Regions from separate parts of the Homo sapiens genome. Here region 2 is linked to region 1. A link is an interaction called in ENCODE POLR2A ChIA-PET data of the cell type or tissue named here. Cell type or tissue: B cell. All regions are shown on one strand. Links, peaks and the distances in the headings refer to the core of each region. The heading gives the core; the rest is flanking DNA.

Region 1 (7,585 bases), core at 2,403-6,402:
GGCTGCATAGTTTTACGTTTCCATCAGCCGTGTAGGAAATATGTGGCCTTTTGTAATTGGCTTCTTTCACTTAGCATAATATGTTCAAGGTTTATCCATGTTGTGGTATGTATCAGTACTTCATTCCTTTTAATGGCTGAATAATGTCCCATTGCATGGATATAACACATTTATCCTTCAGAAAGCTTTTTATCCAAAAGTATTCAGTGAAGCATTAGTTATAATTTTAAAAAATTGAAAATTACCTTAATTTTTAACAAAAAAGAGTCGTTAAATTAGGTACATCTGCATATATCTTTTATTAGTAATTCATTGTAAAGGATTTCAAAGGAAAACAATTGTTAGAGTGCTAAAGTAGGATACAAAATTGTACGTGTACAACTGTTCAGTGTACCTGGTTTTGGGGGATGGTTATTAATTTCTTTATTTTTAATTTTCTTAGTCTCCTCTGTTGCCCAGGATGGAGTGCAGTAGTGTGATCATACTTGGTGTAACCTCGAACTCCAGGGCTCAAGTAAGCCTCGCACCTCAGCCTCCTGAGTAGTTAGGACTACAGGCACATGTCATCATGCCCAGCTAATTTAAAAATTTTTTTTGGTAGAGATAGGGTCTTGCTCTGTTGCCCAGGTTGGTTGTGAACTCCTGGGCTCAAGCAATCCTGTGCCTTAGCCTCCTAAAGCACTGTGATTACAGATGTAAGCTACTGGGCCCAGCCCCCAATTTAAAAATGTTTCTATATTTTCCACACTTTTTACAATGATCATATATTCCTTTTATAATCAAAGTAAAAGAATAGTTTTTTTAAATGATAATAGAGGTTGCCTATGGTGGTGTGCGCTTTAGTCCCAGCTACATGGGAGGCTGAGGTGAGAGGATTGCTTGAGCCAAAGGACTTGAGTCTAGCCTGGACAACATAATGAGACCCTATCTCTAAAAAAACAAAACCCAGACCAGGCACAGTGGCTCATTCCTGTAATCCCAGCACTTTGGGAGGACAAGGTGGGAGGATTGCTTGAGCCCTGGAGTTTGAGACCAGCTTGGACAACATAAAAAAACCCTGTCTCTGAAAAAAAAAAAAAATTGCCTGGTGAGGTGGTATACACCTTTGTCCCAGCAACTCAGGAGGCTGAGACAGGAAGATCTCTGGAGCCTGGAAGGTTGAGGCTGTAGTGAGCTCGGGTTGTGCTCCAGCCTGGGTGACAGAGTGAGACCCTGTTGCTCCCCCCGCCCCAAAATAAAACCCAAAACCGTAAAACCAACAGTAGCTGTATCTTTGTATGTTACTGATATAAATTTATTCAGCCAAGAAAAGCAGGATCATCAGTGTAAGGAGTGTTAATATTCTATATTGATTCATGATTAGCATATATTATAAATAAAATAATTTCTGACTATGGCTAAGAGAACTTTTAATTTTTCACATGGACCTAAGCATTTCAATTTATAATAGCAGTGTAGAATAATTCTTGTGTATTTGACTTCTGAAATGAGGGAGAGGAAAAATACAGGCAATGCATATTTTAAGCATAATGAACAGTATTGTTTCTTTCAGAGCTCCTTGCAAGAAACAAACTCTATTCTAGGATTTTTAGGCAGAAAGATATCTTATGGTAGGCAATTTGGTACTTACAAAATCATTGCATGGTCTGGAAGAGCTGGAATCAGAGGGTTATCACTAGATTAATATATTCAAGAACATAAGCCCATAGCTGTGACTGAGAGGTCAGGAAACAAACTGGTAAGTAGTCATAGGAACACTGAATCTGGTACCACAGCTTCTTCCAGTTGCCTTTATATCTGGTGAGTAGAGTTAGGCTATCACAATTGTTTCTAAACCTTCTTTGTGTCATTGCTCACCACTTAAATCAGCAACAGAAAGATAGCTTCCATTATCACTTCTGCTTTACAAATCTCATAAGAGGCTGTCTAACTAGCAGAACCTTGTTTGCATTTCCAATACTAACTGTAAAGGAAAGTCTGGGAAATGTAGCTTTTTTTTTTTTTTTTTGGTTGGGGGGACAGGGTCTCACTGTGTCACCCATGCTGGAGTGCAGTGACATGATCTTGGCTCACTGCAGCCTCAACCTCCTGGGCTCAAGCAATCCTCCTGGGCCCAAGCAGTCCTCCCCGGCTCAAGAGGTCCTCCTTAGTAGCTGGGACTATAGGTGCTCATCACCACACCCAGCTAATTAAAAAAATTGTTTTTTGTGGAGATGGGATCTCACTGTATTGCCCAGTCTGGTCTTGAACTCCTGGGCTTAAGTGATCCTCCTGCCTTGGCCTCTCAAAATGCTGGGATTATAGGCATGAGCAAATGCACCTGGCCAGTTTTTTTTTTTTTTTTTTTTTTTAAATAAAGCATTCCTGCCCTTGACGTACAAGAAGGCACGTATAGGGAGTGGTGAGAGGGAATGAATGCCAACTATTTCATGACTAGCCTTCAGAAGCCTCTGTTTACTAGGTAATAAGGCTTTATACTCAGCGTACAGTTGACCCTTGAACAACATGGGTTTGAACCGTGCAATTCCACTTACATGTAGGCTTTCTTTAGCCTCTGCCACCCCTGAGACAGCGAGACCAACCCCTCCTTTTCCTCCTTCTCTTCAGTCTACTCAACTTGAAGATGATAAGGATGAAGACTTTATGATGATCTACTCCACTTAATGAATAGTAATTATATTTTCTCTTCTTTATGATTTTCTTAACATTTTCTTTTCTCTAGCTTAATTTATTGTAATAATACAATATATAATACATATACTAGATACATGTTAATGGACTGTTTCTGTTAATGTAAGGCTCCTGGTCAGCAGTAGGCTATTAACTTTTGGGAGTCAAAAGTTACTTGCAGATTTTTGATGGAGTGAGGGGCTGACAGGTTGCCGGGACCATAATCCCTGTGTAGTTCATGGGTCAACTGTATTTTATTTACTATTTTATTCTATTTTATTTTTTTAGATGGAGTTTTGCTCTGTCGCCCAGGCTGGAGTGCAGTGGCGCAATCTTGGCTGACTGCAACCTCTGCCTCCTGGGTTCAAGCGATTCTCGTGCCTCAGTCTCCCAAGTAGCTGGGATTATAGGGGCCCGCCACCATGCCCAGCTAATTTTTGTATTTTTAGTAGAGACTGGGTTTCACCATGTTGGCCATGCTGGTCTCAAACTCCTGACCTCAGGTAATCCACCCGCCTTGGCCTCCCAAAGTGCTGGGATTACAGGCGTGAGTCACCTCGCCCGGCCTTGGGTCAGCTGTATTTTAAAGGTGGTAAGGTTAACAATATTCAACTTAGATTTGATTTGTTCAGAAATTTTTCTTTTCTTTTAATCTGAACCATTGATGTTCTATTTTCATAATGTGTCAGTTGTAGTGTTTCATTGGAAGTAAATGGATGTTTGTAGAATTTTTTTTCTTTTTCTTTTTTTTTTTTGAGACAGGATCTCACTCTGATGCCCAGGCGAGTGCAGTGGCACGATCATGTCTCACTGCAGCCTCAACTTCCTGCGGTCAGGTGATTCTCCCACCTCAGCCTCCCAAGTCGGTGGGACTATAGGTGTGTGCCACCATGCCCAGCTTTTTTTTCTTTTTTTTTGCATTTTTTTGTAGAGATGGGGCTCCGCCATGTTGCCCAGGCTGGTCTCGAACTACTAGGTTCCAGTGATCCGCCCTCTTCGGCCTCCCAAAGTGTTGGAATTACAGGTGTGAAGCACCATATCCTACCGAAATTTTCTTTGTAGTGTGTTTCTCTTTGGATTGAATAGGTAAAATATTGCCAATAGATGTAAAAGTCTCCATACTTTTTTCCCTAATAGTTGGGCTTTTATAGAATTGAATTAATATGTAATTTTTTTTCTTTTATTATTTGATTATTTTACCTCCATTTATTATTTTGTCAAAAATGGGAGAAGTGGCCGGGCGTGGTGGCTCACACCCATAATCCCAGCACTTTGAGAAACGGAGGCAGGTGGATCGCATGAGCCCAGGAGTTTGAGACCGGCCTGGGCAAAATAGTGAGACTCTATCTCTATCAAAAAAGTAAATAAATAAATTAGCTTGGCATGGTGGTCCCAGCTACTTAGAAGGATTGCTTAAGCCCCGGAGGTTGAGGCTACAGTGGGTCATGATCATCCCACTACACTCCAGCCTGGGTGACAGAGGGAGACCCTGCCTCAAAAAAAAAAAAAATTGTGGTAATGTTTAAAAATAGTATGTGAACTAGTAAATGCAACTTTTCCTCTTATAATGTGGAATCAAGATGTTACACTTTTTAGTTCCTGATAAAATAAAGTTTTGAGAATGCTAGAAGATACTTAAGTGTAATTTTTTTATCTGAAGATATTTCTACCTCCCAAGTTTCATGAAATATCAGCCTATTGAGTAGTTTCAGTATGGTGAGTGTCTCATTAAAAAGCCATATGCTAAATAACTTCCAAATACTGTAATTTCGATTCCTTTTTTTTTAGAGAGAGCCTCACTCTATGGTCCAGGCTGAAGTGCAGTGGTGCAGTCATACCTCACTACAGCCCCAAACCCCTGGCTTCAGATGATCCTTCTGCCTCAGTATCTGAGATAGCTGGGAATATAGGTTTGAGCCACTGGGCCTGGTAGATTCTTCACTAAGTATTTGAGAGCAAATTAGGGATTTTTAGCTTCTGGTACCATTTGTTGCTTGCAACAGAAAGTTAGGTTGACCTGGAAACTTAACTGCTTTAGAGATACCTACTGACTACTTTGGCAAGGACCTGGAAACTTAACTGCTTTAGAGATGCTATTGACTACTTTGGAGGAGCAAGGAATGAGGCTTTGGTATAGACATTTTCAGGCACTGAAATTTAAGGGTTGTTGTTGTTCCTTCTACCCCCACCACTTTTCAAATTGATTACTTTTCTTTGATCAGTATTATTTATTAATAGTATTCTGTGTCAGCAAGTTAGGGTAATTGTTAAATGTTTTGGCTCCTGTATTCTATACATTTTTTTTGTAAAAACTGCTTAATACATTTTAGAGCTGACATTAATGTTTTTCATCATAAGTTTAAAAGGTTGCAAAAGATTTAGTTTCTGGTGTATTGTCTGTTGTATATGTTTTTACATAATGTATTGACTAAGATCTTGACCTTAAAGTGATTTTGGTTATTCACTTTAATGGGAAGTACTGCTATAAAATCTAATTGCTGGTCCTCATAGTCAAACCAGCCAAATGGAGTATGTTTTCTCATCAGAAGTGGTTTTATTTTTAATTCTAAGAAACACATCGGTACCTGCACTCAGTGACTTTCACTTTCTACTTCTAAGACAGGTTGATAAAGCAAGGAGTCATGTCAAGAGTTTGTAGCATAGGCCGGGTGCAGTGGCTCACGCCTGTAATCCCAGCACTTTGGGAGGCCGAGGCGGGTGAATCACGAGGTCAGGAGATCGAGACCATCCTGGCGAACATGGTGAAACCCTGTCTCTACTAAAAAATACAAAAAATTAGCTGGGCGTGGTGGCACGCGCCTGTAGTCCCAGCTACTCTGGAGGCTGAGGCAGGAGAATGGCATGAACCCAGGAGGCAGAGCTTGCAGTGAGCTGAGATCGCACCACTGCACTCCAGCCTGGGTGACAGAGCGAGACTCTGTCTCAAAAAAAAAAAAAAGAGTTTGTAGCATAAGGCATCATTTCTTTCAGTATTTCTTGTTTTGCTCACATGAGACTTTTCCCCAGTCTCTCCCAATTGTCCTTTTGGTGCATTGGAGATTTCTTGAGGTAAGGAACATGTTAAAACTTGAGATGAATAAGAGAAATGACTTTTTTTTTTTCCTTCTTAGAAACAGGGACTCGCTCTGTCACCTAAGCTGTAGTAGAGTGGCACAGTCATAACTCACTACTGCAGCCTCAAACTCCTGGGCTCAAGTAGTCCTTTTGCCTCAGCCTTTTGAGTAGCTAGGATCACAGGTGCGTGCCACCATTCTTGGCTAATTATTTTATTTTACTTTTGTAGAGACAGGGTCTCACTATGTTGCCCAGGCTGGTCTTCACCTCCTGGCCTAAAGTGATCCTCCTGCCTCCACCTCCCAAAGTGCTACGATTATAGGTGTGAGCTACTGTGTCTGGCCTTGACTTTCTTTTATAACATAGAAGAGCTATTGTGAAAGGAAAGATGGAAGAGACAAGGAATCGTGCTTGGATACGTCAATTTTAGAAGAGCACAAAAGGCAGTTGGTGATCTGAAAATTGATTTCCTTAAAATTGTCTAGACCTGTGTACCCCCTGGAAAGTATCAAACCTTATACTGGGTTGAGGACTCTTGAGTTAAGGGAACAGCTTATCTTCTGCCTTAATTGGTATCGTGTATTTATCTTTTGAAGTAAATTATTTCACTTTTTAATTTTACCTTGAAAGTTTTGAGAAACTGTATAACTGGCTGCTTCTTTTTTCTTTCTTTTTTTTTTTTTGTTTTTTTTTTTTTTGAGACAGGGTATGGCTCTGTCGCCCAGGCTGGAGTGCAGTGGCGCGGGGTCAATGGCAGCCTCCACCTCCCAGGGCTCAAATGATCCTCCCATCTCAGACTCCTGAGTAGCAGAGACTACAGGCTGGCACCAGGCTGGCTGGTTAATTTTTGTATTTTTAGTAGAGACGGGATTTGGCCATGTTGCCCAGGCTGATCTCAAACTCCTGGGCTCAAGTGATCTGCACACCTCGTCCTCCCAGAGTGGTAGGATTATAGGCATGAGCCACCATGCCTGGCCATAACTGACTTTTATGATGAAACCAGCGTAGTTTTTATAGTACTTTACAGGCCAGCGAACATAGTAATTAGAACCTCATGGAAGTGATTGCCAAAATATAAAAATTAGAAAAAAAGAAAACTGTATCTTTGTCTTTTACTCCATACCAAGGTAAATTCTTGATTTTTCCCAGAGTTCAAGATAAAAAAGGAAAACCTTAAAAATACTAGGAGAAAACATCGGTCAATATAAAAACTCTTGGGTATGGGGAGGGCTTTCACAAGAAGCCTTATAGAGAAATATTTATAAGTGTGCCTGATTTGTAAGTAAGATTGTTCTGTGGTCTGTAGTTGTTGTTTTTTAATTATTTCTTAATGCTATTTGGTTAGCCATGTCAAATTGTCATATCTTAATCACTTATAAAATGTTTATATAATGAAGGTGAATTATTATGGTCCATGAATTTATGTATATGATTTTTTTTTTAAAAAAGGACTTATTCAGAATGGTGGTTCCCTACCCTGGCAGTACACTAAAATAGTCTGGTGGTACCCTTAACAAAACACAGGTTCCTGGGAACCACTCCTAGGAATTGATTAATTTGTCTGATGTGGGGCTTTGGCATTAATATTGCTTTAGAAGCTCACCAGTTTATTTTACTATCCACTCGGAATTGAAAACTACGTTTTTGAAGGATTTGTTTTCACTTTGATCTTTATTTTGTTTAGTTACTCTTTTTTTTCTCCTTCCCTTGAACTCAGTTTGGTACATTAAAAGACTAAATATAATATTATAGAGTCCAGCATGCTCCTTTTTCTCATTAAAGAAGTAAATCTCCAAATTATTGTTTTATAGCCATAACTTTTTTAAAAATATGAATTCTT
Region 2 (7,000 bases), core at 87-4,086, 110 kb before region 1:
GGACCTGGGATTTAGTCTAAGCAGTCTGATTCAAAAGTCCAAACTCTAAACCACCTTACGTATTGAAATATATGCAACATAGGCTGGGCTCAGTGGCTCACTCCTGTAATCCCAGCACTTTGGGAGGCAGAGGCAGGCAAATTACTTGAGGTCAGGAGTTAGAGACCAGCCTGGCCAACATGGTGAAACCCCACCTCTACTAAAAATACAAAAATTAGCCGGGCATGGTGGCACACACCTGTAATCCCTTGAGGGAGGAGAATTGCTTGAACCCAGAGGCGGAGGTTGCAGTGAGCCGAGATCATGCCACTGCACTCCAGCCTGGGCGACAAAGCAAGACTCCATCTGAAAAAAAAAAAAAAAAAAAAAAAAAAAATATATATATATATACACACACACACACATATATATAACATATATGTTATATATATATTAACATATATATGTATATATAATATATACATATATATTATATATACATATATATGTTTATATATATATAACATATATATGTATATATATATAAAACATATATATGTATATATATATAACATATATATGTATATATACACACACACAACATAGAAGGAAGTTTTTATGGTAATTATCAACATGGAATATTTTTGTTGCTTTAAATTTTTCAAGTGGAATAGTTATAAGAACAGCTAACAATTTGTTGCATATTTGCTAAGCACTTTATACGGATTGTTCCATTAAACGCTCACAGCAGCACAATAAGACCAGTGAGATTCTACCAAAGTATGCTGCTATAATGATATCAAATTCTCAGTGGTATATGTAAACAAAAGTTTTATTTGTCACTCACTTTATATGTCAGCCAAGACACTTAAAATTTTACATATATGTACACATATATCCTGTTTGCTGCCAATCTCTGTGTATGTGTGTATGTAGTTTAACATACTTGTATGTATTGAATTTTACCATCTTAAAAAAGCATTTTAATAGAAATCCTTAGATTTGTAAAAATAAAACATTAAATTAGATTTATTATAATTCAGTAGCTATAGGTATACAAATGAATTTGAGAGTAAAAATCAGTGGAAGAAAAAATATTAGAGTGCCAAAGGTTTATAGTAGGTTTACCTACAAACTTGTCACCCTGTCAAAAGCTCTCCAAGAGACTTCATTAATAAATTTCTTATTCTTATGCTTTGTTTTTCATGAGGGCAATTTCTATAGTAGAGAAGTAGCCATTCATAGTGAATAATGTGTCAATTATTGAGATAGGAATTATAGATTACAAAAGCGAATAACTATATGTATTTTTCTCTTTGTAGCAGCCAGAATAAAGATAAATGAAGAATTCAAAAATAATAAAAGTGAAACTTCTTCTAAGAAAATAGAAGAGGTACAGTAATTTTTTCAATTATAGTAAAACTTATACAATTATCTTGTCAAAGAGGAAATGATGAAGATAGAGGGGTTATGTAAAATAAAAACCATTACTTGATAGTTAAGGCCATCACAACTGTAGATAACCTTCACTTATTTGGTATGGCTCACCTCCTCAGGCTCATCTGCCGACACCAAAATACAGCAAGGTACCCCATCAACAGAACATGGAAATAGCCATGATCAAAGCCAGAACAGCTGAACAAACCCAGAAACCTACAGAAATTCTATCTTCACTTAAAGCAAGTGACTGGAACTAAAGAGAATGAGTGTTGTAGTAACTCAGAACTACAGAGGAAACTTCTACTCTTAACTGAACTAAGCGGTTAGATATTTATTTTTAATCCCATCTTGGCAATGACAAACAGCCGCAGTATGAACTATTCTTGCTTTGCTTTCTGTATTTGCATTTTGGTCACTTGCTCTAGTTGAAGACACTGTACAGACACTACTTTCTCAGCTCCCTAATACTCCTAGTAGAAGTTTATTGAAAAAAATGCACAATTTTTCTTTTCCTATATATTATGTATTCTGGCATATACATATTATCTCTGTCCTCAGCTTCCTATGTCTAACTATATAAAGGTAAGGAAAGGACCCTTAGGAAGAAAACAAAACAAAAAAATGGAAAATAATTTGCAAGATAGTTATGGTTCCAAGAATTGATTTGGTTCCAAGAATTGATATGGTTCCAAGAATTGATTCCTTTAAAAAGAATCCTTTTTAAAGGAAGGTACAAACTAGAGAAATTTTCTATGTTCATAGAATTTCCAGATGTTTAAAAAAAACTGATAAAAAATGCATTTATATTTAGTGGAGAAAATGCTATTTTTGAAATAGTAAATACCTTTAATAATGGAGCTCATGAGACAAAATGAGATAGCCTAAGTATTCCCTCTCTATAAAATAAACAAAAAGGGAAAGATTTTGCTGAAACATGATAGGGCAAATAGGGAATATGTAATTTTTATTCATGGCAGAAATTAAAATGACCATATAATCAACTCATGACTTGAAGGGAAGTTAAAAGGTATATGAGGAAGTTTGTACTGTTTGCTATTCAGTAGACTAATTCATAACATATGATAATTTTTTAATTTTGAAATTATGATTAAAGACTTTTAAATTGAGGTCTGTTTATATCAAGTAAACTGGGAAAATGAACTACAATCTCCCAAATTCATTTTACTTACAGAGCATTAATTTAACATTAAGCAATCTAGAAATTCCATATTTGTTATATACAAATGTATATTTTGTACTTTCTGCAACTGAAAAATATTAAGATTTTAGTAATTTTAAAATAATTGCTTTGTTATTAGAGGGTTGATACAGTCTTGGCACTAAAAGGAATCTCAGGCATCCTCTCTAGACCAGCAGTTCTCAAACGTGGTCATCTCAAAGAACCTTTACACTCTTACAAATTGAGGACCCCAAAAAGCTTTGTTTATATCATTATTTACCATATTAGAAATGTAAACTGAGAATTTTTAAAAATATATATTGATTAATTCATTTTAAAATAACAATTTTATTATATGTTAAAAAGTAACATGATATTTATGAAAAATAACTATTTTTAAAAATGTAGTGAGAAGAGTGGTATTGGTTTTTTTGTTTTTGTTTTGTTTTTGTTTTTGTTTTGAGATGGAGTTTCGCTCTTGTTGCCCAGGCTGGAGTGCAGTGGCATGATCCCAGGTCACTGCAACCTCCACCTCTGGGTTCAAGCAATTCTCATGCCTCATCCTCCTGAGTAGCTGGGATTACAGGTGCATGCTACCACACCCAGCTAATTTTTGTATTTTTAGTAGACGGGTTTCACCATGTTGGCCAGGCTAGTCTTGAACTCCTGACCTCAGGTGATCCACCCACCTCAGCCTCCCAAAGTGCTGGGATTACAGGCGTGAGCCACTGTGCCCAGCCCCCTGCAATATGTTTTTTAGGTTGAAGTATATGAAGAAAATTCAGCCTTACACAGATTTGTAGTTGGAAAAGAGTAAAACAATTAGATAATTGTGATTTTTTCTTTTCTTTATTTTTTTGGGTAGAGAGGAGGTCTTGCTTTGTTGCCCAGGCTGGTTTCAAACTCCTGGCTTCAAGCGACCCTCCTGCCTTAGCCTCCCAAAGTTCTGGGATTACAGGCATAAGCCACGTAATTGTGAATATTTTTTAATACTACGCCTTGACATGAGGTAATTTCTTTTTTTTTGAGACGGAGTCTCACTCTGTCACCCAGTTAAAGGTTAGTTCCAATGTGCAACTCTGTTATCTGTCAGACAAATGGAATTTTTTTTGGCGGGGGGGGGGTTCCAGGATTCATGCAGACCACCTCCTCCTCATCTTCTCTGGACCCGCCTAATCCCTTATTCCTCAACTAGCCTTGTTTCCAGCCTTATATCTAGGACTTGACTCAGTTTATGTACCTCCAGTGGCTGAGGAGACCCATTATTTTCTCCTTCTCTGCCCTGCTAAGCCCCTTCCCAGGTGTCAGGAGATGAGGCTTTGCTCTCCCACAGCTCTCTCCATGGCAGTTAATTCCAGCTCCCTCCTTTTGATGCTCAGACCAAAAACCTTGGTGCTTTCTTGACTGCTATTCTTCTCTCACACTTATATCCAATCTGATAGCAAATCCTGTTGACTTAAATATCAAAATATTAATATATACAGAACTCAACTACTTCTTATCCTCCCTGTAATTATCTCCGAGTCCAAGCCACCATCATCTCTCTTGTTATAACAGCCTCTTAATGGGCCTCCTGCTTCTAGCCGCACTCCCTACAGCCTATTCTCAGTACTTTTAAAAACAGAATAAACCTTAAAAAAAGAAAAAAAAAGGCATATCTCAGCACTCTACTACTCACAACCCCATGACTCTTCATCTCATTCAAGAAAAATCTAAAGTGCTTAACATGACCTACAAGACTGTCATCTGACCTTTGTTACCTTGCCACCTCAACTTGAACCACATCCCCCTCATTCTTCCAATCTCAGCCCCTTCTTTGAGGGTCCTTGAATTTACCAAAAAGTTTCCTCACTTAGGGTTTTTATGCTGTTGCCTCTTCTTGGGATATTCTCTTCCATGCCCTCAAAGCTTCGTTTAGGTAGACCAGTGAACTTTAATTGATATTTCCCTGTGAATGGATTTTTTACCCATGCATGATTTTGTAACATCACGCAGTGATGATTTAGAAAATGCAGGTTCATTAAATACTACAGATCTTCCAGATATTGACATAGTTCATTACATATTTTTAAATTATATCTATCAATACTAATATCCATCTCATCAGAAAAATCTTTAAGGCTGGGCATGGTGGCTCACACCTGTAATCCCAACACTTTTGGAGGCTGAAGTGGGAGGGTCACTTGAGCCCAGGAGTTCAAGGCTGCAGTGAGTTATGATTACACCACTGCACTCCAGCCTGGGTGACAAAGCAAGACCTTGTCTCAAAAACAAAGCAAGAAAAAAATATTTAAGTATTGTGAAGCTATCAAGCTTACCCTGGCAGATACAAGTTCTCCAGAATTCTGATATTTGCTTGAAAGCTTCAGTTTTGTCATTGTCAGCAAATACTGTCAGTTGTTTTCTTTGAAGTGACACACTCTACTTTTCTAAGAAAATAAGAAAATATCTGCCAAATAGCTAAGTCTAAATAATCTTAATTTGTCAGTGGTTCTGTAAAGGTAAAAAATGGTATTTTGATGGAGAAAGCTCTACTGCTGACAACTCAAACCATGCAGAAGGCTGTAGTGTTTTGAAAGTAATTTTGACCTCACAGATCCCTGAAAGGGTCTCAGGGTCTCTCAAGTACATATTATTTGATGAGGTCTGAAACTCAAAGAGAGTAGGTGATTAACCCAAGGCCATACACTTAATGACACAGCCAAAGTTGGAGTTCAAGTGTTCTGAACATCTAATTCTATAAAAGAAAGATTCAACTGCCCTCCCAAAAATGTGCATTTTAAACACACTTAAAAATACACATTGTAACAAAAAATACTCTAAATCTGTTTTGGAAGAAAATATAGAATTGATAGATAAAAGTTAAAACTATATGCATATCTGAGCTTTCTATACTAGTTGGAATGGTTATAAAAAGTTAAAAGCAGTACCGTAGTCCCCCTTTATCATTGGGGAATACATTTTAAGATCCTCAGTGGATGCCTCAAATCTCTGATAGTACCAAATCCTATATACTATGTTTTTATTATATATACTTTCCTATGATAAAGTTTAATTTATAAATTAGACACAGTACTCTTGTGCTTTGGAGCCATTATTAAGTAAAATAAGAGTTACTTGAATATAAGCACTGCAGTGTGGCAACAGTCAATCTTGATAACCGAGATGGCTACTAAGTGACCACAGGTGGACAGTGTATACAATATGGATATGCTGGACAAATAAATGATTCACATCCCAGACAGGCTGGAGCAGATGGCATGAGATTTCATCATGCTACTCAGAGTGACATGTGATTAAAAACTTATACATTATTTATTTTGGGAATTTTCTATTTAATATTTTCAGACCACAGTTGACCACGGATAACTGAAACTGCAGATAAGGAGAAACTACTGTATTACTTGAAAAGAAATTATAGTAAAACTATCGTTTTCAAAAACAGTACATTCATATGAAACACCTAAAGGACTTACTCTATTTGTTTGGTTTTCTTAACAGCTAATGAAAATAGGTTCTGATGTTGAATTATTACTCAGAACATCTGTTATACAAGGTATTCACACAGACCACAATACACTGAGTAAGTAAAATTAAAGAAAAATGGTTTCTAACTGCAATGTGTTTTAAAATATTGAATAATTATAGCACATGTAATGCTGAGTGATAAAACAGCTTGATTTTGCCAGACAATATGGTATATAGCATATATATTTTACAAGGTTATAGTCTATAAGACTGAATTATGAAACTTTGTTTTGCCACATTTGTTTCAATTTTTATTTTTTATTTTTATCTTCTTATATTTCAACACTAATTATGAAGACAGTACAACTATATATTTTTATCATATTTATTTACAGTTCTTAATTTTTCTGGCATCATTTATCACTTACCTAGACTATTTCTTTACCTTTTACTCTATAATGAGTTTTGTTTTTTGTTTTTTTGTTTTTGTTTTTTTTTTGGGTTTTTTGAGATGGAGTCTCACTCTGTCGCCCAGGCTGGAGTGCAGTAGTGCGATCTTGGCTCGCTGCAACCTCCACCTCCTGGGTTCAAGCATTTCTCATGCCTCAGCCTCCCAACTAGCTAGGACTACAGGCACACACCACCCATGCCCAGCTAATTTTTGTATTTTTAATAGAAACAGGGTTTTACTTTGTTGGCCAGGCTGGTCTCAAACTCCTGACCTCAGGTGATCCACCTGCTTCAGCCCCCCAAAGTGCTGGTATTACATGCATGAGCCATTGCACCTGGCCTATAATTAGTTATTTTAATTCAGAAGATTTAGGATTATAGGAAATGGAAATATAGTTGAGGATCCTCCATCATATCTCGAGACTCCAGATGGTGCTTCAGCAAAATCTCATTTCACATAATATTTTGTTTTTATTCTCTAAA

Evidence for each region. ChIA-PET counts read pairs that join two places held together with the same protein. Peaks named below come from ENCODE experiments on the same cell type or tissue, not always from the same donor. Only the 100,000 strongest peaks of a DNase experiment are listed, where the experiment ranks them.
Region 2: POLR2A ChIA-PET joins it to region 1 with 5 read pairs; 8 of 35 experiments call an interaction of 5 or more read pairs at or near these places.

Annotation. Positions count from the first base shown.
Region 1 is chr5:131,284,058-131,291,642 of GRCh38, forward strand. All of the region lies in intron 1 of CDC42SE2 (CDC42 small effector 2), which reads left to right. Among named protein-coding and RNA genes, the nearest start is that of CDC42SE2, 24 kb to the left of the region's middle. RefSeq lists an enhancer at 5,212-5,271. In B cell, for the core only: no CTCF peak of the experiment used is centred there; DNase peaks (open chromatin) are centred at 4,486 and 5,256; H3K4me3 peaks cover 1,298 bases; H3K27ac peaks cover 2,424 bases.
Region 2 is chr5:131,180,928-131,187,927 of GRCh38, forward strand. LYRM7 (LYR motif containing 7) reads left to right here. Exons shown (of 5, transcript NM_181705.4): 3 at 1,302-1,372; 4 at 6,101-6,182. Among named protein-coding and RNA genes, the nearest start is that of LYRM7, 13 kb to the left of the region's middle. In B cell, for the core only: no CTCF peak of the experiment used is centred there; no DNase peak of the experiment used is centred there.